Linked DNA regions of Mus musculus: all the other regions are linked to region 4. A link is a loop called in an ENCODE intact Hi-C map of the cell type or tissue named here. Cell type or tissue: heart. All regions are shown on one strand.

Evidence for each region. Hi-C counts contacts between places; a loop is a spot of excess contacts. Peaks named below come from ENCODE experiments on the same cell type or tissue, not always from the same donor. Only the 100,000 strongest peaks of a DNase experiment are listed, where the experiment ranks them.
Region 1: it touches region 4 in a loop (1.9-fold over the local background); 4 of 42 quality-filtered maps call a loop at or near these places.
Region 2: it touches region 4 in a loop (2.0-fold over the local background); 4 of 42 quality-filtered maps call a loop at or near these places.
Region 3: a loop joins it to region 4, with 2.7 times the contacts of the local background. A loop is called at or near these places in 2 of 42 quality-filtered maps.
Region 5: a loop joins it to region 4, with 1.8 times the contacts of the local background. A loop is called at or near these places in 5 of 42 quality-filtered maps.
Region 6: a loop joins it to region 4, with 2.6 times the contacts of the local background. A loop is called at or near these places in 4 of 42 quality-filtered maps.

Annotation. Positions count from the first base shown.
Region 1 is chr7:127,391,205-127,396,204 of GRCm38, reverse strand. E430018J23Rik (RIKEN cDNA E430018J23 gene) reads left to right here and starts at 2,584. Exons shown (of 3, transcript NM_198011.2): 1 at 2,584-2,952; 2 at 3,091-3,204; 3 at 3,690-5,000. The coding sequence starts at 2,769. The coding sequence ends at 4,777. It also overlaps a transcript of Zfp764 not described here. In heart, no CTCF peak of the experiment used is centred here; a DNase peak (open chromatin) is centred at 2,464; H3K4me3 peaks cover 2,173 bases; H3K27ac peaks cover 1,813 bases.
Region 2 is chr7:127,419,756-127,424,755 of GRCm38, reverse strand. It overlaps Zfp688 (zinc finger protein 688), which reads left to right and starts at 2,722. Exons shown (of 3, transcript NM_026999.4): 1 at 2,722-2,947; 2 at 3,238-3,351. The coding sequence starts at 2,752. In heart, CTCF peaks have their summits at 2,593 and 2,793; DNase peaks (open chromatin) are centred at 2,245 and 2,715; H3K4me3 peaks cover 1,761 bases; H3K27ac peaks cover 1,131 bases; H3K27me3 peaks cover 1,499 bases.
Region 3 is chr7:126,796,842-126,801,841 of GRCm38, reverse strand. Aldoa (aldolase A, fructose-bisphosphate) reads left to right here and starts at 2,588. Exons shown (of 9, transcript NM_007438.4): 1 at 2,588-2,797; 2 at 4,066-4,198; 3 at 4,294-4,505; 4 at 4,934-4,988. The coding sequence starts at 4,087. In heart, CTCF peaks have their summits at 1,386, 2,296 and 2,555; DNase peaks (open chromatin) are centred at 951, 1,721, 2,541, 4,171 and 1 weaker place; H3K4me3 peaks cover 4,052 bases; H3K27ac peaks cover 4,070 bases.
Region 4 is chr7:127,469,779-127,474,778 of GRCm38, reverse strand. Prr14 (proline rich 14) reads right to left here and starts at 3,165. Exons shown (of 11, transcript NM_145589.2): 1 at 2,802-3,165; 2 at 2,513-2,681; 3 at 1,063-1,184; 4 at 793-982; 5 at 357-400; 6 at 60-265. The coding sequence starts at 2,824. In heart, CTCF peaks have their summits at 822 and 3,018 (motif pointing left); DNase peaks (open chromatin) are centred at 898, 3,388, 3,758, 4,368 and 1 weaker place; H3K4me3 peaks cover 2,935 bases; H3K27ac peaks cover 2,786 bases.
Region 5 is chr7:127,404,341-127,409,340 of GRCm38, reverse strand. It overlaps Zfp764 (zinc finger protein 764), which reads left to right and starts at 2,519. Exons shown (of 3, transcript NM_146203.4): 1 at 2,519-2,920; 2 at 3,062-3,175; 3 at 3,682-5,000. The coding sequence starts at 2,737. The coding sequence ends at 4,679. In heart, CTCF peaks have their summits at 1,426 and 2,519; DNase peaks (open chromatin) are centred at 2,470, 2,830 and 2,900; H3K4me3 peaks cover 1,200 bases; H3K27ac peaks cover 906 bases.
Region 6 is chr7:127,258,876-127,263,875 of GRCm38, reverse strand. Dctpp1 (dCTP pyrophosphatase 1) reads left to right here and starts at 3,209. Exons shown (of 3, transcript NM_023203.1): 1 at 3,209-3,353; 2 at 4,408-4,518. The coding sequence starts at 3,253. In heart, a CTCF peak has its summit at 2,940 (motif pointing left); a DNase peak (open chromatin) is centred at 3,065; H3K4me3 peaks cover 2,573 bases; H3K27ac peaks cover 1,298 bases.

The sequences.
Region 1 (5,000 bases), 79 kb after region 4:
ACAAAGAAATTATGTCTGGGAAAAAAGCAAAACAAAACAAACACACAACACACACACACACACACACACACACACACACACACACACACACACACACAAAGAGAGAGAGAGAGAGAGAGAGAGAGAGAGAGAGAGAGAGAGAGAGAAAGACACTTGACTGAGCAAGTACCTGTGGAATAGCATGTTCAGTCCCCTGTGCATATGCCAGGGAGTGCTAGAGCTGCCTTCATGTGGGAGATTTATTTTTAGGCTTTTTGGTTGATTTCCAGGCTGACTGGACCAGTTTTCCATCCCATCAACAGTGAATGTGTGGCCCCGTTCCTTGTGTCCTCTGCAGCATTCATTGTTAGTTAAGCTGTTTATTTATTTTTTTCCCATTCTGGCTGGGGTCAGATGAAATCTCAAAAGACATTGTCTTGACTTTCATTTCTGTAATTGCTAGGGATGATGAACATTTCTGGAGATATTTCTTAGTCATTCCTATTTCTTCCCTTTAGAACTCTGTATTCAGATGCTATGCCCTTATTCTGAATGGGTCATATGTGGATTTTTTTGTTTGTTTTTTGAGTTCTTTGTGTATTCTGGTTATGAACACTCGTCAGACAGACACACAGCCGCTGAGGATGCTGGTGTCAGGCCCATCAGATAACATCTGATCATCCGACTGAAACTTTAAAAGGCAGAGGGGCTTGGAACAATGGGTTTCACATTCTGAAGACAGCAGCTGACAGCCCAGAGCAGCACTCCCACCAAAGCTCTGCCATAGCTGTGCACCGCATGCATCCTGGGCACTCACTGTCAGCAGCCTCCCAGAGCCGAAGCTCCCTGTGTCACTCGGACCTTGGCACAATCTGCTGGGAGATCTGAAATCACTCTGGGCCATGGGAAGTCATACCTGCTCCATCTTTAAGTTTAGTACAGTGAGCAGAAACCTGATCTTGACCCAATGTATTTGCACCAAGACATAGAAGAAAGGCAGGGAAAATTATGGGTGCATGACAAAGGAAGATAGCCCCTTGTCCTGAAGTCTGGCTGAAGCGCCTCCCCAGTGAGAAAGAAAGAAATTTAGCAAATTAACATTTGCTGTGAATGATGCTGAGTACAGATAAGATTCCTTTCTTTTTTTTCTTTCTTTTTTCCTTTTTTTTTTTTTTTTTTGTTTGTTTTTTCGAGACAGGCTTTCTAGGTAGCCCTAGCTGTCCTGGAACTCATTCTGTAGACCAGGCTGGCCTCAAACTCTGAAATCCGCCTGCCTCTGCCTCCCAAGTGCTGGGATTAAAGGCGTGTGCCACCACTGCCCAGCCAAGATTCCTTTCATAGGTAGGTATTTTATATTAAAATAGCAATGAACCAGACTGAAAACCTGGATGTATATGACCGTGAGTAGGGCCTCATTCCTCTCTTGGATATTTCATGGGAATCTCACAATCTTCCCAGAAACTTTAATTCCTTCCTGGAAGTGAAGGGGAAAAAAAATCCAGATGGGCAGATGTAGAGTTTTAGAAGATTAGGTCGTGAATGTTCCGAGTGTCCTGGCTGATCAAAGACCAGCTCTATGATCTCAGACATGTGTCAAGGACAGTATTTCTCAACTACTTTGAGATGTGTAGACCAAGCTGGTGGAAACAACCTCTGAGACTGCTATACTTTCTAGCTTATTAATATTCTTCCTGCCACAGGCTTTCTGGGGCTCCACAATACACTGACCAGAAGAAAAACACCAAACACCTGTTAATTCCTGAGTCCAGCCATTGCTGGACCTCCATCTTGCTGACAGGGTTCAGGATCCCAGGCTGGAACTAACAACTATCCTGTGACTTTAGGTGTTTCATGTTTGTTATCCAGTAAAGGCTGTAAAGAGGGATGTTGCTGTTATTTGCTGTCTAAACTAAGGCACACAAGTCATAAATGTGCAGATTGCCCACTCCATTGTTCCCTTATCATTCTAAATTCCAGACCAGTCCAGGATGCGACCTGGCTGCAAAAGCTAAATCAAGGAACCTGAAACAAAGTGACGCTGATGAGGTCCAGTCACCAAAGTTAACTTCCTTGCTTAACCCATTGTGTGAAAGACTGACTAACGCAACAGTGCACCCAAGTCCCCCTTGCTTTGTGTTTTCATCCTATGAAAACGTTATATAAGCTCTGTTCCGGGATGCTGTTCAGCTCCCAAATTGGCCACTACATACGCGTGCACAGAAATAAAGCTTTCATTTTTAAACTTCTATCTCTGAAATGAGTTTTCTCAGATTCTACCCCAACCCAAAATTCACAGACTGCTTCCACCTAGCTTAACTTGAGAGTGGTGTGAACACACAGAATCTGTACCATTCCTCAACTGCACGATACTCGCGGTCCTGGAGTCCCCGCCCACATAGGCACGTCCACTTCAGTCTTGGTCTTAGATTGGCACTTGTAGACACTTTGGCCATTTTGGATGAGGGCTAGAAAACAATGACCCAGGAAATCCGGTGACGTAACCTTGGGCGGGACCCCAGGGATCAAGGTTCTTGTTACTCCCCGCCCCGCCCCGCCCCGCCCCGCCCCCACACGTTTATGCACAAATACTGCTACCATTTCTATGAGTTCATCACCACGTCTTGCATCTGTACCTGCTTCTAGGAATCTTCAATTTTCACCTACATTAGGGTGCTCACGGACCTGATATATGTCCTTTCTCAGCCCTGGTACCCCACCGCGGCAACCTAGGATCTGGCAGGCGATCCAGGGGACGCCAGGCAGATCACGGAACAGTGCGGGGAGTCCCCATGGCGCCGCGGATGGCCCCGGAAAGGGCCTCCGCTTGGCCTGCATTCCTTAAGCCTGGGACTGTGAGCTTCGCGGACGTGGCCGTGTACTTCTCCCCGGAGGAGTGGAGGTGTCTGCGGCCGGCGCAGAGAACCCTGTACCGAGAGGTGATGCGCGAGACCTATGGTCTCCTGGCCTCTCTGGGTGAGAACCTTCCTGGCCGCCTGGGTTCGCGTAGCCCTTGACACTGTGGGTCATGCGGTGGATCGGAGTTCCCTGGGTACGGGTGGTCGTAACAAGTGGGTCGACCTGACTCGTGGGGTTTGCTATCTTTCCCTCCAGAAGTCGGGGGCGACAAACCAGCGCTCATCTGCTGGGTGGAGGAAGAGTCCGAAGTGTGGGGACCCGGTGCCCAGGAGCCAGAGGTGGCCATGTGCAGGACAGAAGTCCACTCAGGTGAAGGACTGGGTACTTGCCTGGGGAAACTTCTGTGTTGCCAGCCTGTGTGGTGTCTTCTAGTGACTGCACTTACTGCCTGGCAGTTTCTTCCCTGTTTTTCTGTTTCTTGGCCAAAGCCATGATGGCTGGCCCCTGGATTCATCTGAAAAGGGTTCTGTCCAGTGCTCTCACCTCATATCTACAGGGTCACTAGGCTGTATAGGTTGTAGCCCCTCGTTCCCACTCCTCTGCTGCCATCTCTGTGACTGCGTTCTGGAGTCTCCTTCAGTTCTTGCTGTCCACCTCTGACAAGTGCTTAGCTCACTGCACTTGGGAATGGGGACCACACAGACACCTTTCTTTATGCTGCATCTGGACATCTGTGCACCACGCATGCTCAGATGCTGTGGCCTCTCCCCTCCTGTGCCCTGTTTCCATGTGGGGCTGTGGGAATCGAGGGGCAGTAGAGTCAGAGTCTGAGCTTTGTCATGGTCTCCCAGCAGATTGCAGGCACGAGAAGGAAGGGAAGAGACCAAGGGAAGAGACCAAGGCAACCAAGAAGATACTTTCTCCAGAAGCTGGGCCTATGGAGCCACGCCCCTCCTTTGCTTCCCCTTCTTGCAACTTGGAGCTGCTTTTCAAGAACTCTCAGCAGGGGCACCCCACTGTTGCGGTGCACAACCCTATCCTAAAAGCAGACCAGCGTCATGGGTGCCATGTGTGTGGGAAGAGTTTTGCCCACCAGTCCAAACTGGTGGAGCACCTGTACACTCACACAGGTGAAAAGCCATTTCAGTGCCCAGACTGCGACAAGTATTTCGGCCGGGCTTCTTCCCTGAGCATGCATCGAGCCATACACCGAGGGGAACGGCCGCATCAGTGTCCTGACTGTGGGAAGAGTTTTACCCAGCGGTCCACATTGGTGGCGCACATGTACACTCACACAGGCGAAAAGCCGTTCCATTGCCCTGACTGCAACAAATCTTTCAGCCGGCCTTCTTCCCTGAGCTCTCACCGGGCCATACACAGAGGGGAACGGCCTCATTGTTGCTCTGACTGTGGCCGAGCTTTCACGCATCGCTCTGGCCTCATTGCCCATCTCCGTGTCCACACTGGGGAGAAGCCTTACTGTTGTGCTGATTGTGGACGCTGCTTCAGCCAGAGCTCTGGGCTCCGTGAGCACCAGCGGGTGGTACACAGCGGTGTGACCCCCTTCACTTGCACTCACTGCGGCAGAGCCTTTGCCCGGGCCGCATATCTTCAGTGTCACATGCGCACCCACACGGGTGAAAAGCCTTATTCATGCCCTGACTGTGGACGCTGCTTTCGACAGAGCTCTGACATGGCAGCCCACAGGCGGACCCACAGTGGTGAACGACCCTACCCCTGCCCTCAGTGTGGCAGACGCTTTCCCACGAAGTCAGCTGTGACAAAGCACCAGTGGGTCCATAGACCAGGAGCTAAAGGCCATAAGGACAAAAAATTCAGTCAGTTATCTATATCCCTAGACCCTAGCCAAGAGGACCCGGATCCACCTGTGGGCTTCCAACATTATCCAGAGATATTCCAGGAGTGTGGGGGATGGTCTTAAAGGCACCAACATAGAGGGTGAAATATGTACATTGTTTGAGGCCCAGAGGGTTGAACCTATGGCATCTTCCTGAAGTCACAGACATTCTAGGTACTGCTGGTCTGAGCACCGGGTACAGTCTTCTAGGAGGTTTCCAGATGCATCTGCACACACTCCGGATGTACCGTCGTCCTGGCGTCTATTGGGCTGGGCTGGGCAACCCCACTAGAGCTCCATGAGAAGC
Region 2 (5,000 bases), 50 kb after region 4:
AAGAAGGTGAGAGCAGGGTCCAGAAAAGTAGGATTGTGAAGTGTTAAGTTTTTAAATAAATGCCAATGCCAGGTTCCTACCTGCCTCAATGGTTTATGTTCCTGAATGAAAGACACACAGCCTTCCCCCCAGCTATTGGCTATTGGCATCTTTATTTACCAATCAGAATTAACTGGGGGCAGGTTCCCACAAGCTAAGTGCAGACCCTCTGGTGCAAACTGTTTTGGGTATCCAATTAGCATTAGAATACAAGCAGCTACAGATTGGATTGGGTCAGAGAGTAGAGTTAGTGAAGACAGTTGGTGCAGGAAGGAAGAAGTTTGAATAAAAAAGAAATCCTTTTTCTTCCAAGCCCTTGCTTCTGGAATGACAACTCTGAGACTAATAATTTATTAATAAATGCCTTGGCCATAGCTTTGGCTCATATTAATTAACCCATTCAAACTATTCTGTGTCTTCCATATGCTTAGTTACCTCTTCTCAGCTTCATGCACCAAGTCCAGGGTAAATGTCCTCTTTATTCTAACCTGAGTTCAGCCACATGGCTGGTTTATGGCTGTCTCCTCAGCGTTCCTAGGCAAATCTCTCACAGCTCTTGCTAGTACCCAGAATCCTCTCTCTTCCTGCTAGTGTCCCACCTCCTATTCCCTTCCTCAGCTCATTGGCCATTGGCTTTTTTATCGACAGGTGATGCTTATAAGAGATTCTCTCTTCAGAGTAGGGGTAGAGAAGAGATTGAGTGGAGTGAAGGTAAATTGGGCTAGCAGAGTGAGAAGACAGTTGGTGACAGATGAGCCAGGAGAAGCTGTGTGAAGTCACATAGAGAAGATATTGTAAGGAGACAGAAGAACCCATAAAGAACTCACACAAAGCAATGAATAAAGAGAACAAAGAAAAAACCCATCTATATCTATAGATAGATATAGATATGCTACATATATGCTAAAACTCAATTTATTTATTTTTTTCTAAAAAATGGGGTTAAATTAATATATTTTCTTTCTGACCCAGCCTCATTCTGTAACCCAGACTGGCCTACAACTCTTCCCACCTGGGTCTTCTGAGTGCTGGGCTTACACAAGCCCTCCACTGCTGGCTCCACCTACATATTAATAAACTTGGCAAAAAATTACAATGCAATTTAAAACTTTCTCTCATTCCAGTTCCAACCTCAAAATCCGTCAAAGCTGTGGCTGACCCCTCCTTCTCCCTCCACCCTACGGCTGCTGTAAAATGATCCGACAGGAGCTGTCAAAATGGTGGCTCATGTCAGAAAGGCCACACCTCTCTACCTTCTCAGCCTGCAGCCTTCATGGAAGCTGTCCACGGTGGCACATCTCTTTTCCCATCTCAGCAGGAGTTGTCCCACAGGAGCGGTGGGTGACACCTTTCCTGCCTCAGCCTACAGCCTTGGTGAATTGAACACCACTGCAGGAGCTGTCCACCCCCTCTCTAGCCTCCCCACACAGCTCCACAGAGATGCTACCTCAATCAAAGCCATCTGTAGCCATGGGCCCAATGCAGGAAAAGGGGGTGGTGGAAAAAAGCCACCAATCCCTGAGTAGGAAAAACAACAACAACAACAACAACAACAAAACCCCACTTCTCTCTGAGCATGAAAACCCACCAACACTTGAACAGGGAAAAACAAAACAAAACAAAACAAAACAAAAAAAAACACCAAGCCCTGAGCTCCCCAAGATCAGGATTTGAAATCCCACCAATCTTTACTCTCTGCCCTGAAAAGCTCTACCCCCTAAGAAGTCCTATATAAGGTCTGCCCTCTGTTCACTTCCCTATTGTCTGCTCCAAGGAGCAGAGGGCAGCTTTCTCTGGATTCATCCCTCCACACATTGGACCCTCCAGCTTGTGGTTCCTGAGCCCCCATGTCTCAGAATACCCTTCCCTTAGGAGACTGTCCCACCTCTGGGCTGTGTGGTTCCTGGGCTTCCACGTCCCAGAATATGCTTTCATCCGAGCAGAAACACACTAAGCACACCCCTTAGCCTGTAACTTAAATATACAGACTAAGCGAGCAGAACCACCGGTTCAAGTATTCTGTCAACTTCTCTGAAGACACGAACTGAGTTTCTGAAATGCAATACTCAGGCTTTGCCAGGTTCTAGAGGCTAACCATCAGATTCCAGTTACATCAGCAGGACGCACACTGGGAGACTGGGGAGACACTATCTCAGGCACCAGGGATGCCCAGGTCCTCAGAACAGTTTCAGATGTCCCGCCATTCCGAAGCCAATTGCAACACTGCTGCTCCTTGCCGTTACAGCCAATCATCAGCCGTTGTAATTGCGCACAGAGGTCCATGAGGCAGCAGGTAGCGGGTATTTTTTGAAGGTCTCTCTTTCCTACACATAGAAACGAACACCAACATTCCTGAAGCGGTCATTGTATTTAAGGGCAAATGGGGCGCCGCGGGCAGTGGAAGTCCGAAGTTTGTTAAGCTGCAGAAAGGGCACCTCAGTGCCGTCAATGACAACTGAAGCTAGGCGGTCTCCATGTTTTCTGAAGACATCTTTCGGTTCCCTTCACACCTTCGTGTCTTTGTGTGAGCAGCTGTGGAGTAAACACTATTGCTCTGCATTCCCTTGCGGCCAGTAAGGCTGCCGCGTTCGTTCCGCACGCGTTGCTAGCAACTGTGACCAAGGGGCGTGCCAAGGGCGTGGTTTCCCGCGGTTGCGGAGGCCGGAAGCGGAAGGCTAGGGCAGCCAAGCCGCTGCCTGGGCAGGATCCCCGATGGCGCCACCCCCGGCCTCACTGCTGGTTCCGATGCCTGGGGAGATCTGGCCCGGTTTCAGGAAGCCTGAGCTTGTGAGCTTCGCGGACGTGGCCGTGTACTTCTCCCCGCAGGAGTGGGGGTGTCTGCGGCCCGCGCAGAGAACCCTGTATCGGGAGGTGATGCGCGAGACCTACGGCCTCCTGGGCGCGCTCGGTGAGGCCCCGAGTCAGAGCCCCGCCCCCATCCTCCTGGGGGTTCACCGGGGAGTTGCAGTAGACCGATCAAGTGGATTATGAGCCCTCATCCCGCACTTTTCCACCAGCAGCATCAGTCACCTTCCATTCTCAGGGCTTCCTCGGGAGTCTCCATTCAGGCAAGAGCATCGCAAACCCTGTCCAGGTTAATGTGTGCATAAGTTCCGAGGAGGTGCCCTCACCCTAGTGGGATGCTATCTGCCCCGGCCAGCCTCTCAGGCCAGCACTGTGACCCCTGTTCTCTCTCAGGGTTCCCGGGCCCCAAACCAGCCCTCATCTCTTGGATGGAACAGGGGAGTGAGGCTTGGAGCCCCGCCGCCCAGGATCCTGAGGAGGGGGAAAGCCTGGGAGGAGCTCCGAGAGGTGAGGGATTGTCCCAAGTCCTCCTGAAACCTTGTTTGTCCGGGGGTTTCTTCTCTAGTAAACCTTTCTTTCAGATTCCCCATTCCAGCATCCCTACAGATTAGAGCCTACATGTTCAGATACTAAAGAAAAGAAAGCCTATCTACTCCAGAGTTTTGGAAATTCAGGAGAGCTGTCCTATTAAAAACAGTAGGGGGGCTGGAGAGATGGCCCATGAGTCAAGAGCACCTACTGTTCTTCCTAAGTACCAGCGTTCAATTCCCAGCACCCACACGGCAGCTTACAGCTGTCTGTAACTCCAGTTCCAGGGGACCTGACACCCTCACACAGAACCAAATGTAGGCAAAACACCAATGTATATAAAAACAAATAAATACATCTTAAAAAAAAAAACAGAGTAGGAGAATCTAGAACTCAAAGAATGTTTATGTTTCCAGATGTTTGTTAAAATAACACTCATTTCCCCTTTTTAAAACTAACTAAGGCTGGTCATTGTGGCACACACCTTTAATCTCAGTACCCCGGGGGGACAGAGGCAGGGGGATTTGAGGCCAATTGAGACAACATACTGTGAGACCTTGTCTCAGCTCACCACCCCTACCCTCCAAAAATCCCTAAAATGCCCCTAAAAATAGAACTTGTCTGCCTATCATAGTTCTTGAACAAGGCAAAGTGGTACACAAGAAAAGTGTCTGCCTGGATAATGACAGCTTGGCTCGTCTCCCATCTCTACCCTGAGTGGAAGAACCCTGAAGCAAATATGGTGCCTCATCTATCAAAGAACCGCTGCACCAAAACCAACTACAAAATACACCAGTAAATACTGTTTATTGAGCATTTACTAAGTGACCAATAAGCATGTATGTATTTAATCCAACAATCCTGGAAGTCAGGGGACCGTTACTTTTTCCCATTTGACACAGGAGGAAGGGGATTTTAACTGACTTTCAACAACTCCGTGTTAGCCACCGGGCTATGCTTTGGTGCTGCCTGGGTAACAGCTAGAGTGGTCAGTGCAGACGTGTTAGGTTTTACTGAAACTTTTTTCCTAAGATTTATCTTTATTATTTTTCATTCTGTGTCAGTGTATGGGTCTCCATAAGTGCAGCTGCCCAGGGAGACCGGAGTCATGAGCGTCCCTGATGCTGAAGTTACAGTGGTTGTAAGCTGCCCCATGTGGGTTTGGGGAAGTAAACTCAGGCCCTGTGGAAGGACAGCAAGTGCTCCTAACCACTGAGCCATCCCAGCCCCGGGTTTGTTTTATTTTTGTTGTGTTGATTGTTTTCATTTTTAAGACAGGTAGCTCTGGCTGGCCTGGAACTCAGCATTTAGACCGGGTTGTCTCCAAACCCACAGAAACCTACCTGCCTTTCCTCTGAAGTGCTAGGGTTAAAGGTGAGCAACGATCACACCCTACTATCCTGTTTTTGAGACAGGATCTCACTATGTAGGCCATGCTGGCCTCAAACTTATGGCTATCTTCCAGCCTCACCTTTTCCAAATGCAGGGATTACAGCTACTTCCCTGGCGGGACAAATGGGGCTTTTTAATTTGGTTTGGTTTGGTTTGGTTTTTGTTTTTTTGAGATAGATTTCTCTACGTATTCTTGGCTGTTTTGGAATTTGCTCTGTAGACCAGGCTGGCTTTAG
Region 3 (5,000 bases), 670 kb after region 4:
AGGGTCCCTTTCTGTCAGTGGTTCTCAACCTGTGGGTTATGGCCCTTTGTGGGGGTGGAGGTGGGTATTAACTTATACAGGGCTGACCTAAGGTTATAAAAACCCAGATATTTATGATTCATAACAGCAAAATTACAGGTGTAAAGTAGCAACAAAAATTCTTTTTTGGTTGGGAGTCACCACAACATGGGGAACTGTATTAAAAGGTAGCATTAGGAAGGTTGGGAACCACTGCTCTGCGTAGCCCTGGCTATCCTAGAACTCAAATAGTAGATCAGGCTGGTCCAAACTCACAGAGATCTATCTCTGCCAGCGTCAGCACTAGGAAGTGAGTAAATTCCATGATAGCCAGGCCATACAGTGAAACCCTGTCTCAAAACAGGACAAGAGGAACCCCAGTACTTAGTAGGTTGAAGTAAGGATTGTCATTTTTTTTGAGGCCAGCTTGGGTTTCATGGCTCTTGACTAGTCTGAGCTGTAGAGGGAGAGCCTGTCTCACGAGGAACGTTAGGAGGAGATATTATAGTTTGGTTTCATGCCAGCAAGAAAGTCCAAAGCCCAGAAATTATCTTCATGAGGATTGAAACATGTTTCTGGTCCTGACTTCCTCTAGGTTGCATAGGGCTTTGAGAGTATAGTATACCTACTATGTGCGCATACACACACGCGCGCGCGCGCGCACGCGCGCGCGCACACACACAGGACCCAGTGGGACAGATACTTTATCACTGCTGCTGTTCAGCATGGAGGGTGCTTCCTTTCCAGTGCTTTGTCTCTCCGTCCCACTGGGCTGGTGGGTGGGTGCTCCTCAGCCCCTCTGCTTACCCACCTCTCTCTTCTCCTTTAGGGTTGGGCCCCTCGATGCCCTGGCTGCTGCCCACTGTGTGACTGTGCCTGTGCCTGCCAGCTCCCAGACTGCCAGAGCCTCAACTGCCTCTGTTTCGAGATCAAGCTCAGATGAAAGATGGGGCTGGGGACGTTGTTCTTTGGGGAGTGGCCAGTCCCCAGGGCCCCCTCTATGATCCTCAGGACATCATTACTGGAGCTACTGCACTGGAGCTATGGATGGCAGGCCCAGCCTAATTACCTGGGAACCTTGAGTTCTCTGAAAGGCAGGATTCTGAGAGCCCTTGGACCGCTGAAAAGGGCCTGATGCTCTGGCCAGTGCCCCTGCCTTTCTTCCTCTCCCTTCCCTGATAAACTATTGTATGTGAGGGTGAGGATGCAGGACATTGCTCACCCAGGCAACAGTGTGGGAGGTTTCTGCCAACCTGGACTATCAGGATAAAGGGATGGCCAGCCACACCCTGCCTTTAGACTCCTGGTTATTTTAAGAGGTGAGTATCCTGCCTGCATCTGCTCTCCTTTGGAAAAAAAAAAAAAGTACAACCACCAGCAGGCACCAGAGTCAAGGGAGGAGGGAACCAGAGGAGGCAGTGGGAGGCAATATCTAGATGTTTTCCCTTCTTGTTCTGCCTTACAGATCCTGGACCTGAGACTGATTTCTTGACTAATTTCACTGTATTTCCAAGGAAGAGGTTCCTCTAAAGACCGGTGAGTGAGCAGTGGCACCTCCTCCTCTCAAGGCAAACCAAAGCTGCCTCTTCTTCACCCCCCACGCAGGGATGAATGTCAGGAGCCTCAGGTTTCCCTAAATATAGGTCCCGGCCGCGGGATTCGTGGTGGGGAAAGGGCAGGGGTTACCGAGAAGGTCTGGGACACTGGTGCGGGGGTGTGTAGGGGAGGGGTGGGGAGTAGGAGCTGCCTTAAAACCCAGCCCTGGACTGCCGGGCTCACTCTCTGCTGACCGGGCTCTGCGGCTTCTGTCACTGCGCCACAGGTGGGCCGCTATCCGGATTGCAGGATGGGAATGGGGGTTGCGGATTGGGACCTGAGGAAACTGAGTGCTCTGAGAGTTACAGGGTGACAAGAGAGCTCCGAGACGGATTTTTTTATTTTGGAGAAGGAAATCAGGTTCGGGAAAGACCTGTCTGGCTTGGGCCAGTCCTTGTCGGTCATTTCCTCAAACTGGGTGTGTTTAGCTCGCGGGTGGTGCCTCCCGCCAATCTGCTAGGCAACGCCAGGCCTGGATACGCCACTCAGTTCCGATGTGGCCGGCACACTAGTTCTGGGAGGTTTTGCCTGCGTACCATGTCAGCTGCGCCGTGCTCTGGCCAGGGAGAGATGGAACGCGCCCTGCATTTTAGTCAAGCGACGAAGCAGGCAGGCAGGGAGGCTCCGAAGCTCTGCGTTCTTAGCAGTGACGTCAGGCTGCAACTACACAGCCGGAAGCCAGGGGTCTTGGAGGAGAGGCCAGCCACCATCTCACTCTGACCCCCTCCCTACTCTTCGCCAACCCACATTCCGGCTGAGTCACGATGTTCGCGCGCGCGCCAGGCAGGGGTTGGGGGGGGGGGTGTTGGGGGGGGGGGCCTGGTGACCTGCGGGATGTGGCTCGAGTCACGTCCTAGCGGGGCGGAGGAGGGATCGTGTTCTAGCCGCTTGTCTCCTCCCCAGTGCCGCCTCCTATCGGAGCATCTTGGGGCGGTGCTGCGCACAGTGCCCACCTTCAATTGGACGGTTCCCGTCCCTGCAAGGGAAAAAACCTGCAGAGGGCGGAGCGGCGCCTTTAAATGTCCGGGGCCCCGCCTCCCGTCCCCCCCAACCCAGCTGAATAGGCTGCGTTCTCTTGGAACGCGCAGCAGAACGAGGTTCTGGTGACCCTAGCCGCGTTCGCTCCTTAGTCCTTTCGCCTACCCACCGGCGTACCAGGCAGACCCACCCCGTCCTGTGCCAGGTGAGCGCCATTTGACACGTGCTCGGGGAAGGGTCTATGGGGTTAGGATCTTGGGCCGGTGGCGGGCAGTGCAGAGCCGTCTTCCCCACGGCCCCTCACTTCTCCTTTTTCTACCCCCACGCTTGCCCCCAGCCCGGGTTCTCCGGCCTGCGCCCTGGCGGTTCGCTGCGCCACGCAGCAACTCAGCGCGCTGAGTCATGCCGGGGGAGGAAGCAAGATGAGGTGGAAAAACAGACCCCTCTTTATTTTTGCAAAAACTCTCCGCTATGCAAAGCATCAGGGTCCCATTTCCTATTCAAGAGATCTCAAGAAGCGATGGGGAGACGGGGGCGATCGGCTCTTACACCGTCTCAGGATTTACGCGATGGGGTGGAGGAAATTGGTTTCCTTTCGGGGGAGCCCCAGGAGAGAAGGCTAAACTCCTCAGCTGCAGTACTCTGTTGCCCATTAACACTTTACTATCTTTCCTTATCTGTGACCTTGATTCTGAGTCTGGAACCGCTGTAGCGTAGAAGTGCACGTGCCTCGTACATCCTTTCCCTCCCCTTCTAACAGTATGGAGGCAAAGGTTTCGTTCTACCTGGGCTCCATAGCCCCTTTTCTGTGCTTCTGATGGCCCTGTGTTTTTCCTAATAATTAATCCTTTTCCTCGAGCTCCTCCCCCGCAACCATCACGAAGAGAGAAGCCTGACCTTGGGGTGTCCTTGAAGCCTGGGCCGGCCCTGGGTGGATTAGAAGGGGCCCCCCCACCTCAGTCGGGAAATCTTGGTTCTCTCTTAACTCTCGCCTTTGGGTTGCTATGTGGCTTTGAGCACAGATCATTTCTTTCTTGGGCTCTTTCAGATGAGGGTATTAGGCTCTCTGCCCTATTCGTGATCCTTAAATTCTAAAATATTCCCGGTTCAATTTTGTTTCTAGGCAAGGTGACCCATGGCAACGCGCAGGCCAGATGGGTCCAGCTTCAACATGACCCGCCTGTCCCTGGCTCTGGCTTTTTCCTTTCCCCCAGTTGCCAGTGAGCAACCCCACTCTGAGCTGGGCAACACCCAGCAACAGACAGAGTTAGGAAAGGTACAGGAAGAGGCAGGTCTAGTATAGGGAAGTCGGGAGTAGGGGAGAGCTCTGGGACAGGAAGTATCCCAGGACCCTCAGGGAGTGGGGCAGGGGAGGTGGGGGCTAGTGCCCTGGCCTCCAGGGAAGCTTTGTTACCGGGGAGACCATGGGATGGTCCAACTAAGCGCTGGTCTCTGTCTGCCTCCCTCACCCAGGAAAGCACTGCCACCGGCACCATGCCCCACCCATACCCAGCACTGACCCCGGAGCAGAAGAAGGAGCTGTCTGACATCGCTCACCGCATTGTGGCTCCGGGCAAGGGCATCCTGGCTGCAGATGAGTCCACCGGTGCGGTACAGGCAGAAGAAAGGGGGAGGAGGGACCCAAGGTTGGAGCTAGCAGGCTGATCCCCTTATCTCCCCACATGACCCTCCTCCCTTCAGGAAGCATTGCCAAGCGCCTGCAGTCCATTGGCACCGAGAACACCGAGGAGAACAGGCGCTTCTACCGCCAGCTGCTGCTGACTGCAGACGACCGTGTGAATCCCTGCATTGGGGGGGTGATCCTCTTCCACGAGACACTGTACCAGAAGGCAGATGATGGACGTCCCTTCCCCCAAGTTATCAAGTCCAAGGGTGGTGTTGTGGGCATTAAGGTAAGAGGGCAGACTCTGGGGGGGGGGTAAGATTAGAGGTGGATCTGGAGAAAGGGATTAATAGGTAGGGAGGGGGTGAATATTGGGCTAGCAGGCCTAGAGACTCAGGTGTGGATGTATTCAGCATAATTTTTTGTCAGTGTTTGGGGTGAACTTAGGTCCTTGTGCATGTTAGGCAAGCGCTCTGTTGCCAACTTAATGGTTTCCCTGTGATACAAGAAGGTGATTTCATGGTGAAGAAGTGAAAAGGTTTTCTCAGTGTGCAGTAGCACCAGGTCCCTCTAGTCCAGTTAACATTTCTCTCAAATAATACACATCTTTTCTCATAAATATTTGCAAGCCATGAGAGGCTACAGTGAAAGGTGAAGTTTGGGCTGGGTAGAGGAGACAGGGGCCATAAAGCTGACTGCTGGTCTCCTCCCTGGCAGGTAGATAAGGGTGTGGTGCCCCTGGCAGGAACCAATGGCGAGACAACTACCCAGGGTAAGAATGATC
Region 4 (5,000 bases):
CAAGCTTAACCGTGGCAGTTCCAAATTCTTCAGTCTCATTCCTCTATTTGAGTCCTTACCTGGTACTGGACTCTCTGGAGGATCTGCAGGTAGAGTAGACAGTTGGAATGGGGGTTCTAGGTCACTGGGTGTAGGCATTGGCTGACCAGCTTTTGTCACAGGCTCAGCTCTCGGGTGAAGGGACAAAGTAAGAGTTGGGCGTGCTTCCAAGTCCAGACCCCTTCTGTGGCAGTGCTTCCCCGGGCCCTTCAGGCTTCTGAAGGTGCTGTAAGGAAGGATTAGACAGGTAAATCCTGATGCCCCCAGCTCTGGATATCTGCATGATAGCTTTGATAATCCTTTCCCCACCCTCTCACCTTTGTGCTGGGACAATGAGGTTGGGCTGATCTTCATCAAAACCCTGGATATAAACAGGGGAGGTATTTTGAAAAGGCAGGAAGCCATTTTTGGCTTCTCCAGTTCCCCATGATATTCACAGATATCTGCTTGGTTGTACACAAAAGATTTTTTTCTTATTTCCTTTAAGTAGTGTCCACCAAATAAAATTTTGTTGTCATTGGGGTAGTGGCACATGCCTTTATCCCAATACTTGAAAATAGATACAGGCTATAAATTGGGATAGCCTAGTCTACACAGCAAGTTTTAGGCCAACCAAGTCTACATATTGAGACCTTGTCTTAAAACAAACAAGCAAACAAATAAAAACTTGTGTTTTGGCCTTTACAGAAATCCACCTCTAGCCCCATGCTTGCCCTAGCTGGAACCAGACATCTTCACTGTACTTTCTTATACCTCTGCTGGTTGTCTGCCACTGGCAATGTCTTCCAGTACCACCACTAGGGTGGGCTGTGGGACCTGGTCTGTCTTTTTTGAGGGGCTCTCCTCTGGGCCAGATGCTGCCCTTGATCTCATTCTCAAGGCAGGCGAGGACTGGCGGGCTCGAGTCAAGGGTTCTCTGCACAAATGCAGTGGGTCAGGAGGCCTAGAGAAAGAACAAGAAGGTCGGCGGGGTCAGTGGGCTCAGCTGTCTTCTCAGCTTAAACCCTTCCCTTTCACACTTACCTGGCTTGCATGGACCACTTGACCTGTTGGGATGGTAAAGCAGGTGACTGTGTGCAGACAGGATCCTGATGATGGTTGTGAGTCAGTGGGCTGGGAGTGTCCTCTTTGTGTGTCAGGGGGACCTACAAGAGGAAGGGCTGTAAGATGCAAGCAAAACTGGGTTTATGCCTATAATCCCAGCATTTGTGAGGCTAACACAGAAGACTGCTCAGAGTTCCAGGCCAGCCTGGTCTAAAAGGTGAGACGCTGTCTCAGTAAGACAAAACAAAACCCAGAGAAATAGAGTGACTGGACAGGGTCTTCTGTGTCTCACTGTGTCCTTAGCCACAGAGGTGAAAGAGATTTTCAGCTGGACTCCACGAAAATCCCTAAAAGAGGTGATTTGGTCTAAATTAGGGGTGAGATATTATTAGTCAGGAACTACAGGCGTGAAATGATGTAATCTCTTCTTCTTACCCAGGTTCTAGAGAAATAGAAAAATGGTAAAAGACAGTACCATTTTTCTCATGTCTGCCTTGTGGCCAAAGACACTACCAGCATGCTTCCGAACAAGAGAACAGAGAAGTGACAATTTTGGATTTTTGGGTTTTTTTTTTCTTTCTTTCTTTTTTTGGGTTTTTTTTTTGGGGGGGGGTTGTTTGTTTGTTTTCTGAGACAGGGATTCTCTGTGTAGCTCTGGCTGTCCTGGAACTCACTCTGTAGACCAGGCTGGCCTCGAACTCAGAGATCTGCCTGCCTCTGCCTCCCAAGTGCTGGGATTAAAGGCTTGCACCACCACTGCCCGGCTTTGGTTTCTTTTTTAAAAAGCACGAAAATATCATGTTTTTGTTTTACTCCCAGGTGTGGGATATGGGACTGCTTTAGATTGTCCATAGCAACTTACTAAGATTTGCCTCCAGCAGGGGCATAATTTTGCCAGCTACAGACAGGTTCTGCAATTGTATGACTTTTGGAATTCTGGGGACTTTTCATGTTAAGGCCCCCAAGGAATGGGTTGGTTATTGATTGGATGTTTGTTATTATTCACAAGAAGAAAGTAGATATCCTGATGGCGAAGATCAAACCTGCCCCAAGGAACTCGACACCCCTAATCAGCAGAAAGTAGCCTACCATCGCCCCATTCCCTCCCTTGCCTTTATTCGGAGATCTCTTTCCTCTCTATTCTTTTTCTTTCTTAACTAGTGTTAGGGGGTTGGGAGGATGGAAGAACCCACCAAGTAGCAAAGGATAGCGATAACAGGGCAGTCAGAAGAGTTTTTCATACTTAGTAGGATGTGGTTGGGTGAGTGGGTGACTGGACAGGCACATGAATTACCCAAAACCATATGGTCTTGCATTATGGAGGCTGCTTTGAAGGCTGGCTTAGTGGAACTGGTCTGACTTTAGTACTAAGCCAGGGCGGGGATGGAGGATAGGGAAGAGGGAGTGGTCTTTCACTTAAAGGGCTCACCCTGTTTGTAGTCATGACATCTTCCAACACCACGGCAAGGACCCTCCGAGAGGCCTTTTCTAGGGATGAAGGGGTCCCCAAAGGCTGCAGCCTCGGTCTTTTCGGGCTCCTGGCTTCCCATGATGCTCGAGATAGAGGCTGACGGCACAGGCTTGGCTGTGTAAAAGGGCTGGAGGGTGAAAGTAGAAGACAGTTGCCTGAACCTGTTGTTGCCTCTGTTGTAGTCGGGTGCAGCCGTCAGCATCCCCGTCTCCCGAGCTCAAGTCAGGCGGGCGGGGTACGCTCTCACCTGGAGTTCCCAGGCAAGTCCATGGGGGAAGCGGCGGTTCCGGGGAGTCCCTGGGGTATCCCAGGCTGAGGCCTGGGGTAAATTGGGGAGCGGGGGAGTGGGGAATGAGGGCCAGTTCCTCCCCCGGGACTCCGCCCTTCATAGTCCGCCTGCGGCTCCCGGTAGGGCACAGGCCCTTCCTCCAAAGGGCGCCCCCGGCCGGCCTCTCGGAGCCGGGTCTTCCCGCTGCAGCCGCCTTGATCACTCGGGCCCTGCCTGGCACCTGCCGCGAGACTGGATTGCGGAGGTTACAGCTCTCCCACCGCTCGAGCCTCCTGGGACCTTTGTCCCTGTTAGATGCCTCCCTGAGGTTCTCTGGGATCCGGTGGGATCCCGGTCCCGAGAGGCTTCCGTTTCCGCTAGATTCCTCTGTGGTCCTCGCCCCACCAAGCAAGAGCTCCAAAAGAATTACTCCACTTAGTAACAGCCCTCCCTCCTACCAGATCGCCTAAATTGGATCTCTGTGGAAAGAATCCTACTGCGCGGTTCTTCCAATCAGAAGCCGCGCAACTTGCCTCCTCCCACTGAGAGCTTCAGCTTAACGAAGTTCCCCTTGGGGGAGGCCTAAACTCATCACTGAACTCAGTCCGGATTCTGGGTTATAAACTGTCAAACCAACCGGTAGACCATTCACTCCAATCCCAGAAGGTCCAGCCCACCGGTAACATCCCACCCCAAGCCCCCGCCCTACTTGGATCCCCGCCCCGCGTTCTCGGGCGCCCCGGACCAGTTGGCTCAAACGTTTTCTTCTCCCCCCGCCTCCCGGCCCTCTCTCCAGCCCGGTCCCCCCCACTCCCACCCCTCCCCTACGCCTCTCACCGCAGCTTTCCAAGGATCCGGGTTTCAAACAGCTCCCACCTCCGGCTTCTTTAAAGCCTGCCTTATGCAGCGCTGTCCAACCGTCAGAGGCCTTCTTCTGTGTGTCTTAAGCACCGCCCAATTGCCGGTTCCGGTCTTCCGGGGTTAGGAGAAACTGCGTGAAATCTCCTGCCCGCCATAATACGTAGGGGCAAAGAAGCTCAATTGTGCCTGCACCGCCATTTTAATTGAGGGCAGTCTGATTTTAGCACTAGTCGACCGAAAAGCGTCATTTTTCAAAGGCTGGTCAGCGACCAACTACTATATCACGTTTCTTGTTATATTTGGACAAGTGTAGGAAAGCTAAAGTTTCTCCACCTAACGTAATTTTTCTTGTTCTTAACGCCGGTGAATATCGATTAAATGTTAAGGATTTGGGAATTTCCCATTTTCTTAGGTTTAAGTTCCTTAGGATTGAAGTTCCGGAAGTCGGGACGGCGGGACGGAAAACCTGAAGATCCCAAGTTAAAGAGTAGGCCTGATGTGGCCTCTAGCTTCCAATTCAGTTTCTGGAGAGACCAGGAACAGCCTAAGTGGGGAGAAGGCTGGGTGCGGTGAGCTTCATTCACTAGCATTTCTCTCTCTCCTCCCCCCCCCCCCTCCTTTCTTCCTAGGTAGTGTCTGCAGGCCACTCAGAAGGCGACTAATATAACCAACCTGGGGTTGCTTGGTGGAGCCGGTTCATTGTCCTTCCTGTTCTGGGCTGGCAGAAGTAACTCTTGGAAGAGGAGCCTGTCCTCTGCAGGGTGTCAGGTAGTCTTTTGGAATAAGAGATAAGCAGTCGATCCTAATGCTGGAGAGCCTGCTCCAAAGGACCTTTTGTTAGGAGCTGGACTACTGGTGGGGAAGAAGTGGTCATTTACTGGCATCTTGCACTATGAATGCGCCTTTACCACCTAACCAAAGCTCCTAACTCCCCAAGAATTAGCTGTTCTGTGTCTCAGTGTGTGTGTTGGTATGTGGAGGTCAGAAACCATTGTTAGGTGTCTTCCTCAATTGATCTTTTTGTTTTTGTTTGGTTTTGGAGACAGGGTTTCTCTGTGTAGCCCTGGCTGTCCTGGAACTAACTCTGTAGACCAGGCTGGCCTCAAACTCAGAAATCCACCTGCCTCTGCCTCCCAAGTGCTGGGACCAAAGGCATGCACCACCACTGCCTAGCTTGATTGATCTTTTTAAAGAAAAAAAAAATTACTTTTAAAAAAAGTATGTTTTTCAGATCTTTGTGAGCGTGAGGCCAGCCTGGTCTACAGACTTAGTTCCAGAATAACCAAGGCTGTTAAACTGATAAACCATGACTGGAAA
Region 5 (5,000 bases), 65 kb after region 4:
CAAGGTCAAAGGACCATAAACTCCAGTAGATATTTTATAACACTGAATTATGGGGGATAGAGTAAGTGGCCAGCTCCATAGCAGCACTGTCTGTTGTAGCATGAATTAGAACTGCACTACTCAGTTGAGGTTTTGGGTCTGTATGTTCCTCCTTGGATGACAATGGACAAGCAACCCATATTTTGTTCCGGTGTTGGGGTGGGCTCCATGCCCCAAGGCCATTTATCAACCCTAAGTCATTACCTTGAATATCTCTCTTCACCTGCACTCACCAGTCCAATGGCAAACCCAAACACATTGCCTGCACACCCCCTAGAAGCCTAGGCCTTCTTTCTGGTTCGTATTTAGAAGAACCATTGCCCTTAGAGATGCCTTGTTCACACTTTTGTTGCAAATGAACATATTTCCCACAGTGAAAGTGCCAAGCATTTTGAGATTTGAGACCTTTAGTGGCTTGGTCATAGTGTCTTTGCAAATGACTGCATTCCCTGCAATTGACACACTGGGCAGTTTGATATTGGAGACCCCTAGTTACACCTTGACCTTTGATATTAGCATACTGCACCTTAGAACTAATATTGGTTATTCCCCTTATCCACTCATCCATAGCTGCTGCCCGCACCTTTAATGTTTTGTTTTGTTTTCTTAACATTTGGTATTTGAATTTTCAAATTTTAAGGTCTCTATCGATGCCTGCCTCAATTCAGGGTCTGGCAGGGCTTTGCTCACAGCTGAGACTCATCTTTGAAAGAAAAATCAAATCTCAAATCAGTGAAGGCTTCTGCAGAGCCTTGGATACGCTTTGTAAACAAGGTGGACCTTTTCTCAGGTTCAGCTTTATCCCGAGTTCTTCAAGCTGCTAAGCGGCAGTGTTCTACGGCAGCACCATTACGTTTGATCTGTTTTGTATCTTAAAGTACTGCCTTCAACTAGTAACTGGTCTTTCCCCATATTCATTCTCTGTGCTTTGTTTCACTGTTCAATACTCACATGTCCTTCCTTCCACCATGTTAACCATTGCAACAGTGGGTGGACCCTAGTGCAGCTGCCACCAATCCCTAACAAGCTCGGGGAATATTTGGGTAGCCTAGTTATTTAGAATTTACACAAGGCATATGCATCCCATATAAAAACAGTGGCCTCTTTAAACTGTCTAAGATCAATCATTTATAGGGCGACATCCTGTTCACCATAGCCTTGTTCCACACATTAGAAGGTATATGCTGTATGAAACTGGGGGAGCTGATAGCGATCTCATAACCCTGGGTCACCCCTCCTCCCACTCTGGTGGTGCAGTTGGTTGGGGATTAAAACTATTTTCAGGGCAGGAGAGATGGCTCAGTGCTTAAGAGCACTGCCTGCTTTTCAAGAGGTCCTGAGTTCAATTCCCAGCAACCACATGGTGGCTCACAACCATCTGCAATGGGGATCTGATGCCCCCTCTACTGGTGTGTCTGAACACAGCTACAGTGTACACCTTTTGCTCTCTTGCTCTCTAACCCTCTTCTGCTCTGTCCCTTCTCTCCTCATTCCCCTCCCCCCTCCATGTGTTCTATTCCACTTCTCTTTTCTCTCTCTTTCTCTTTCTTCTCTTTTTCTCACCTTTCCTTCTCTCCCTCTCTCTCTGTCTCTCTTCATCTGTCTCTATTAAGCCATCAACTCTCCACCCCATGCCTTAAATAAACTCTATTCTATACTGTACCATCATAAGCTGGTACCTCCGGGGGGAAGGGAGGACTCAAATGAGCTCTCAGAGGCACCCCCTTCACCTACACCACACTGTGCCTCCACCAACATATCCCTGGCTTCTTTTTCTTTTTTTTTTTTATAAAGCACAAACAGCTCTGAATGATGACAAATAGGATAATATTCCTTTCATAGGTAGGTATTCTTATATTAAAATAACAATGAGTCAGACTTAAATCCTTACTGTGAGTTGGACCTCATTCCTCCCCGGACTCTCACAAATGGCCCAGAAATCTTAACTCCCTGCTAAGAGTGAGGCAAAGAAATCCAGATGGGCAGGAGTACATTTAACCTTTTAGAAGATTGGATGGTCTGGAATGTCCCAGGTGTCCTGGCTGATCAAAGATCAGCTCTGTGATCTCTGATCTGTATCAGGAGCAGTCAGTATTCCTCAACTAGTTTGAGATTTGAAGACCAAGCTGATAAAACCACCACAACTGGAGGCCTGCTTCATTTAATAGCTTATTAACAGGTCTCCCTCCACAGGCTTGCTTCTAGCTCCGAGATGAACACTGACCACAAATAAAATACTAAACATCTATTCACAGGCCGCTTCCACCTAGCTGACCTTGAGAGGGCTGTGGGTCTTCTGAGACCATAAAACCCTCCCTGTATGTGGTCCTCACAGGCAGGCAGTCTCATGTGGGCCTGTCTGCCTGGGATTTGTTCTCAGACTGGCACTTGTAGACTCTGTGGCCATTTTTGATGAGGGCTGGAAGAAATTGATGCAGGAAGTCAAGTAATGCAACCCTGGGCAGGACCGCTAGGGAGCATAGTTCCTGAGATGCCGCGCCCAAGTCCACATTTTTACGCGGTCTTCCTGAAATCTCCGCTGTGCTCCTATCAGTTTTCAATTTTCACCTACATTAAGGTGCCCACAGACCTGGTTCCTGTCCCTTTTCAGCCCTGGTACCCGACCACGGACACCGTGAACTGAGAAGGCAATCCCAGGCGTGCGGGGCTGACCCAGGGACTGTGCGGGGAGTCCCCATGGCGCAGAGGATGGCCCGGGGAAGGGCCTGGGCTCCGCCTGCGTCCTGTAAACCCGAGGCTGTGAGCTTCGCGGACGTGGCCGTGTACTTCTCCCCGGAGGAGTGGAGGTGTCTGCGGCCGGCGCAGAGAGCCCTGTACCGAGAGGTGATGCGCGAGACCTATGGTCTCCTGGCCTCTCTCGGTGAGAACCTTCCTGGCCGCCTGTGTTCGCGCCTCACGTGACACCGTGGGTCCTGCGTGGCAGCAGAGAGACCTGGGCACGGGCGGTCGGAACCAAGTGGGTTGTCCTCTTGACTAGTGGGTTTGCTATTTTTCCCTTCAGGACTTGGAGGCGCCAAACCAGCACTCATCTGCTGGGTGGAGGAAGAGTCCGAAGTGTGGGGACCCTGTGCACAGGATCCAGAGGTGGCCATGTGCAGGACAGAAGTCCACTCAGGTGAAGGACTGGGTACTTGCCTGGGGAAACTTCTGTGTTGCCAGCCTGTGTGGTGTCTTCTAGTGACTGCACTTACTGCCTGGCAGTTTCTTCTTATTTTGCTGTTTCCTGGCCAAAGCCATGATGGCTGGCTCCTGGATTCATCTGAAAAGGGGCTGTGATTGTTCTGTCCAGTGCTCTCACCTCATATCTACAGGGTCATTAGGCTGTATAGGTTGTAGCCCCTCGTTCCCACTTCTTCTCTGCTACTATCTCTGTGACTGCGTTCTGGAGTCTCCTTCAGTTCTTGCTGTCCACCTCTGACAAGTGCTTCTTAGACAACTGCACTTGGGATTGGGGACCACACAGACCCCTTTCTTTATGCTGCATCTGGACATCTGTGCACCGCACATGCTCAGATGCGGTGGTCTCTACCGTCCTGTGTCCAGTCTGTCCCCATGTGGCGCTGTGGAAATTAAGGGGCAGTAGAAGTCAGAGTCTGAGCTTTTTTCATGGTCTCCCAGCAGATTGCAGGCACGAGAAGGAAAGGAAGAGACCAAGAGAAGAGACTGAAGCAATGCAGAAGACATTTTCTCCAGAACCTGGGCAGAAGGAGCCACAACTCTCATTTGCTGGCTCCGCTAGTGGAATTCAAGCCACGGTCCTAAGGGCAGACAAGCGTCACGGGTGCCATTTGTGTGGGAAGAGTTTTGCCCAGCGGCCCACATTGGTGGAGCACCTGTACACTCACACAGGTGAAAAGCCGTTTCAGTGCCCAGACTGCAACAAATGCTTCGGCCGGGCTTCTTCCCTGACCATGCACCGAGCCATACACCGAGGGGAACGGCCGCATCAGTGTCCTGACTGTGGGAAGAGTTTTACCCAGCGGTCCACATTGGTGGCACACATGTATACTCACACAGGTGAAAAACCATTTTGTTGCCCCGACTGCAACAAATCCTTCAGCCGGTCTTCTTCCCTGAGCTCTCACCGGGCCATACACAGAGGGGAACGGCCTCATTGTTGCCCTGACTGTGGCCGAGCCTTCACACGTCGCTCTGGCCTCATTGCCCATCTCCGTATCCACACTGGGGAGAAGCCTTACTGTTGTGCTGATTGTGGACGCTGCTTCAGCCAGAGATCTGCGTTCCGTGAGCACCAGCGGGTGGTACACAGTGGTGTGACCCCCTTCACTTGCACTCACTGTGGCAGAGCCTTTGCGGATTCCAAATATCTTCGGCGCCACATGCGCATCCATACAGGTGAAAAGCCTTATTCATGCCCTGATTGTGGTCGCTGCTTTCGCCAGAGCTCTGAAATTCCAGCCCATAGGAGGACCCACACTGGCGAGCGTCCTTACCCCTGCCCTCAATGTGGCAGGCAGTTTCGCACAAAGTCAGCTATGACAAGCCACCAGTGGGTCCATAGACCAGGAGCTAAAGGCCATAAGGACAAAAAAGCCCGTCAGTTATCTATATCCCTGGACCCTAGACAAGAGGACCCGGATCCACCTGTGGGCTTCTAGCATTACCCAGAGATATTCAGAAAGTGTGGGTGATGGTCTTAAAGGCGTCAACATAGAGGGTGAGATATGTACATTGTTTGAGGTCCAGAGGGTTGAACCTATGTCATCTTCCGGAAGTCACAGACGTTCTAGGTACTGCTGGTCTGGGCACCGGGTACAGTCTTTTTGGTGATTTCTAGATGCATCTGCACACACTCCGGATGTACTGTCGTCTTTACATCTATTGGGCTGGGCTGGGCAACCCTACTAGAGCTCCATGAGAAGCGAGGGCCTTTTCCTGGCTCAGAAGTATTGATAGGCCTGAGGATGAAGAGAGCCTCG
Region 6 (5,000 bases), 210 kb after region 4:
CTTCCACCAAGGCATCAGCTGTGCTAAGGTCTGGGGGCCTGTTGCGGTTATCATACCCTGCTAACCCAACTAACCAATCTCATACCCTGCTAACCCAACTAACCAATCACCTTTCCTTTTTTTTTTTTTTTTTTCTTTTTTTATGTATTTGAGTACACTGTCTTCAGACACCAGAAGAGGGCATCAGATCCCATTACTGATGGTTGTGAGTCACCATGTGAGTGCTGGGAATTGAGCGCAGGACCCCTGGAAGAACAGTCAGTTCTCTTAACTGCTGAGCCATCTCTCTGGCCCCAACCTTTCCTTTTTAGACAAGTTATTACATAACTAGTCTGAACTCACTATTTAGACCAGGTTAGCCTCAAATTAAAGAATACTCACCTGCCTCTACCTCTTAAGTGCTGGGACTAAAGGCGGGGCCCGCCATGCCCAGCCCAATCTTTTCACAGTGTTTTTAGTTTTGGTTGGGAGGCAGTGTGGAGGATCAAGTCCAAGGCCTAAGCAGGCCCTCCACTGCCATGCTTCCTCACTGCGCAGGTATAACACAGCCTTCAAAACCAAACTGTCTGAAGTCTGGCACTACTAACTTAACAGTTGTTTAAGTGCCTTACTTTCTCAGTTTCCTTCTCTGTAAAGTGGGCATGACCATAACATTACCTACTCCTAAAGGTTGCCACGGTTAGATATGTGAGGTGCTGAGTCTGGCTGCCACAACCCAGTCCATTCCCCAGGCTCATCTTACCCAGCAGTCATTCCTGTGCCCCTGAAACAAATTGCATTTACTTAGTAAAGTGGTCTCCTTTTTTGGTTTGTGTTGCTGAGACAGGGTCTCAAGTAGCCCAGGCTGGCCTTAAGTTTTCTCAGTACAGCTGAAACTCACCTTGAACTTCTGATCCTCCTGTCTCAGCCTCCCAGATGATAAGGGTTACAAGCATGCACCACACTTGCTTCAGATCCCCTTGCCTTGTTTAAACCAGTTCAGAATTGTGTCTGCTGCTTGTACTCCGTGTGAACTGCTGACAATGTCCATTGTGTAAGCAGCCTGTAACACACCGGCGCCTCTGAACTGCCCTCGCTTCTGCCGATATCACAAAGAAAACTGTGATGGCCTTCATGTCTGTCTCTTTAGATAAATGCACTAGCTTGCCAGAGGAATCTATCTGTACTTAGCAGGAAATCACTACACCATTGGGTTTTATTTATGAATTTGGTGCTAGAGTTTGAGCCAATGCTCCCTTGCATGCAAACCTCTACCACTAAGCTACACCCAGCCTCCTCTCTGATCTTAGTGTCTAGAATCTGACTCTTTCTTCCACTTTCTTTTTTTCTTTCATTTCTACAAGAATGCAAGCCCTTTCTAAAGCGGAGAACAGACAGAGTGACTATGACTGAGGTACAAAAACAAACAGCTGTACAGCTGGGTTACACACAAACAGCTGGCACCCGTCCATGCCTCATGTCTATAATTTCAGTGCTTAGAAGGCGATGCAGGGGGATTGGCATGAGTTTGACAGTACCCTAAGCTACGTAATGAGTTCCAGGGTTATAAGGTGATAGACTGCCTCAAAAACTCAAACCAACCGAACCAACAAAACAACCCCTCTTCTTGGGTAACTCCATTCCTGTCATGGTCAATGACTGACTCTGTGATTTTTCAGATTGAAAATTCTGAAGAGATTGGATAGCTCCATGGGCTGGGTACAGAACTTGCCTATCATGCTCAAGTCTCTGGGTTCCATCCTGGAACCTTTAAAAATGAAAAAGGGAAGCTGGACGGAGGTGGCTCATGCCTTTAATCCCAGCACTTGTGAGGCAGAGGCAGGTGGATTTCTGAGTTTGAGGCCAGCCTGGTCTACAGAGTGAGTTCCAGGACAGCCAGGGCTACACAGAGAAACCCTGTCTCGAAACAAACAAACAAACAAAAAATTGAGAAAGGGTGTGCAGTGCTGATAGCTGAGCAGTTGAAAACCTTTGTTACCTGCCTGGTGATGGTGGCACACACGTTAATCCTAGCACTCAGGAGACAGAGGCAGGTGGAGCTCTGTGAGTTTGAGGCCAGCCTGGTCTACAGAGTGAGTTCCAGGATAGCCAAGACTATACAGTGAAAGCCTATCACAAACAACTTTGCTCCTCTTATAGAGGGATCAGGGTTTGGTACTTCATAACCACTGATAACTCTAGTTCCAGGGGATTCTACATCTCTGACCTTTGCTAACAACTCATGTGCACACACCCAATGCACATACCTGGACACACGCATATACATAATTTTCTTTGTAATTCTTAAGGTTCTTAAGGAGAAAAAAAAATCTTACGGGTCTGGAAAGATGGCTCTAAGGATAAGACCACTTGTTGCTCTTGCAGAGAACCACAGTTCTAATCCTGGATCCGACATCTTCTTCTGGCTGTCCTGGGCACGGGCACACAAGGGGTCCAAAGACATACATGTAAATATGGAGAGAGAGAGAGAGAGGGAGAGAGAGAGATTGAGAGAGAGAGAGAGAGAGAGAATAAAAACAAGTCTTTTAAAAGAAAACAGGCTTCAAAACCTAGCCAGTGTAAACGAGCTTGGTGTCCTCTTGTGCATTGTGTAAGGCTGTGATAGTGACCCATGGGAAAGAGGTCATACCCTATCTACCTGCTACAAATGTCAGTGTCACGTAAACGCGAAGAGGAGGTATGCCTTCCTCTCCCTGTAGGATTGCTTGCAATCATTGGAATCCACTGGTGTAGGACGCTGAAATGGGTTACAAAGACTGGGTCCTCCCCCTCTCTGGAAGTATGCAGTTTTTCTCATCAATCTCTTTCAAATTGTGTGAAGGCCGTCCACGTGAAATGACCACGCACATGCTGGGTCCTTCACTTGTAGGGTTTTTGCTCTCAGTGGACCCGCCTCCTCCGCGCCTGCCATTTCACTTTGGCGCCATCTGGCGCCCATTAAGCAAGTCACGTCGCATTAGGCTTTCTGTTCTACTGTCTTTCCCAGATTGAATTTGTACCTGTCCCTTTAAGAAGTTTCGCCTGGGCGGAAGAACTCGAGGGCACAGAAGGAGAAAATACACTTGAAACTCCCTTCAGATTGGTTCAGGCCGGAGAAGGGGCGGGCCGTAGCTAAAATTCACGTATATGACTGGGTCCTCCTCCGGCTCCGCCCCGGGAACGCACTGAGAAGCCGTGATTGGTCAGAACTCTGGAGGCGGCTCCGAGCGCGGCGCGGGGTCCGCTCCCGCGCGGGTTGGACTAGTGGGCGGAATGTCCACGGCTGGTGACGGTGAGCGCGGTACTGTGGGACAAGAAGACTCTGCTGCTGCCCGCCCGTTCAGATTCAGTCCGGAGCCCACGCTTGAGGACATGTAAGCAGTCCTTGTCCGTCCTCGGATGGAGAAACTAACCTTTTTGTGGTAATGAGGAGGGTCCCTCCACGTGGTCCAGAAGAACAACACGTCCGAGGCCATCCGGGTCCTCCTGGCTGACCTCTGGAGAACCTAGCTAAATAAACATTATGTGCACAGTGCACACCTGAGGCCGGGGAAATTGGGTGACGCCCCCGGGCATGTTAAGTACCAACCTTTAATACAACCTTGGAGAGATAACAGAGGTCTGTTAGAACCTCTGCACCCCAGGAGAGATGGGTAGTTGGACAGGGGAAGCTGAAGTGTAGAATTCTTTTTTCTTGCAGAATGTCAAGGAAGGCCCCAGTGGGCAGTGTCTCAAAACTGCATCCTGTGAGTTAGTTAGACCTAGATGTGTGGAGATAGGGGCGTTAAGGTGGAGTACCGGAAGAAGTAGCAGTAGGAAAATGGAATAATAAAGGGTGTTGCTTAATTTGGCTTGAGGTTAAAATCTGTACAGGGGCACGTTCATTTCCAGATGATAAGAAAGTCTTAGCCGGGCAGTGGTGGCGAACACCTTTAGTCCCAGCATTTGGGAGGCAGAGGCAGGTGGATTTCTGAGTTTGAGGCCAGCCTGGTCTACAGAGTGAGTTCCAGAACAGCCAGGGCTACACAGAGAAACCCTGTCTTGAACACCACCCCCAACCCCAATGAAAGGCTTGTTAGGGCTGGAGAGATGGCTCAGTGGTTAAAGAGCACTGACTGCTCTTCCAGAGGTCCTGAGTTCATGAGTTCAGTTCCCAGCAACCACATACATGGTGGCTCACAACCATCTGTAATGGGATCTGATGCCCTCTTCTGGCGTGTCTGAGAAGAGTGTCAGTGTACTCACAAACATAAAATAGGTAAATAAATCTTTTTTAAAAAGTCTTGTTAAAAGTTAGTAACATAAGGACATCCAAGATGTTTGACTGTAGGATTCAGAGTCCCATGCCCTTTCTAGATGTATGCCAGGCACCTGCGTCTTGTCCTCTAACCCTGAGACTTGAACCTCCACCCCTTTACTTTATTCCAGCCGACGCCTCCATGCAGAGTTTGCAGCTGAGCGGGACTGGGAGCAGTTCCACCAGCCTCGGAACCTGCTGCTAGCCTTGGTGGGAGAAGTGGGCGAGCTGGCAGAACTCTTGTGAGTAGATGGAGTCTTCCTGGAAGAGGCTGTTTGGGGTTGGGGAAACAATGTATTTTAGCCTCAAAAACTGTGGTTGGTTTTATTTTCCTTACTGCTGTATTCTGTGCTGCTGCTAGGGATACAGAGATGACAGACGAGTCCCAGCCCTGGTGGGTGCTGGGGACAGTTTCCAGGGAGAGTGAAATGTAGAAACAGTGAGGCAGACCTAGGTCTAAGAAGAACAGTTGTCAGCAGGGCTGTGGTGGTGCACGTTTTTAATCCAGTATTCAGAAGGCAGGCAGGTGAATATGTAACTTTGAGGCCAGCCTGCTTTACAGCATGAGTTTTATGACAGCCAGGGGTACACAGAGAGACCCTGTCTCAAAGGAAAAAAGAAGGTATATGGGGACGGGGGTGGTGAACAGTTGTCACCGGCATTTTACCTCTGTGTAAGGCTGAAATAAGGAATTTAAAAGGGTGGCCTGCCAGACAGAGAACTT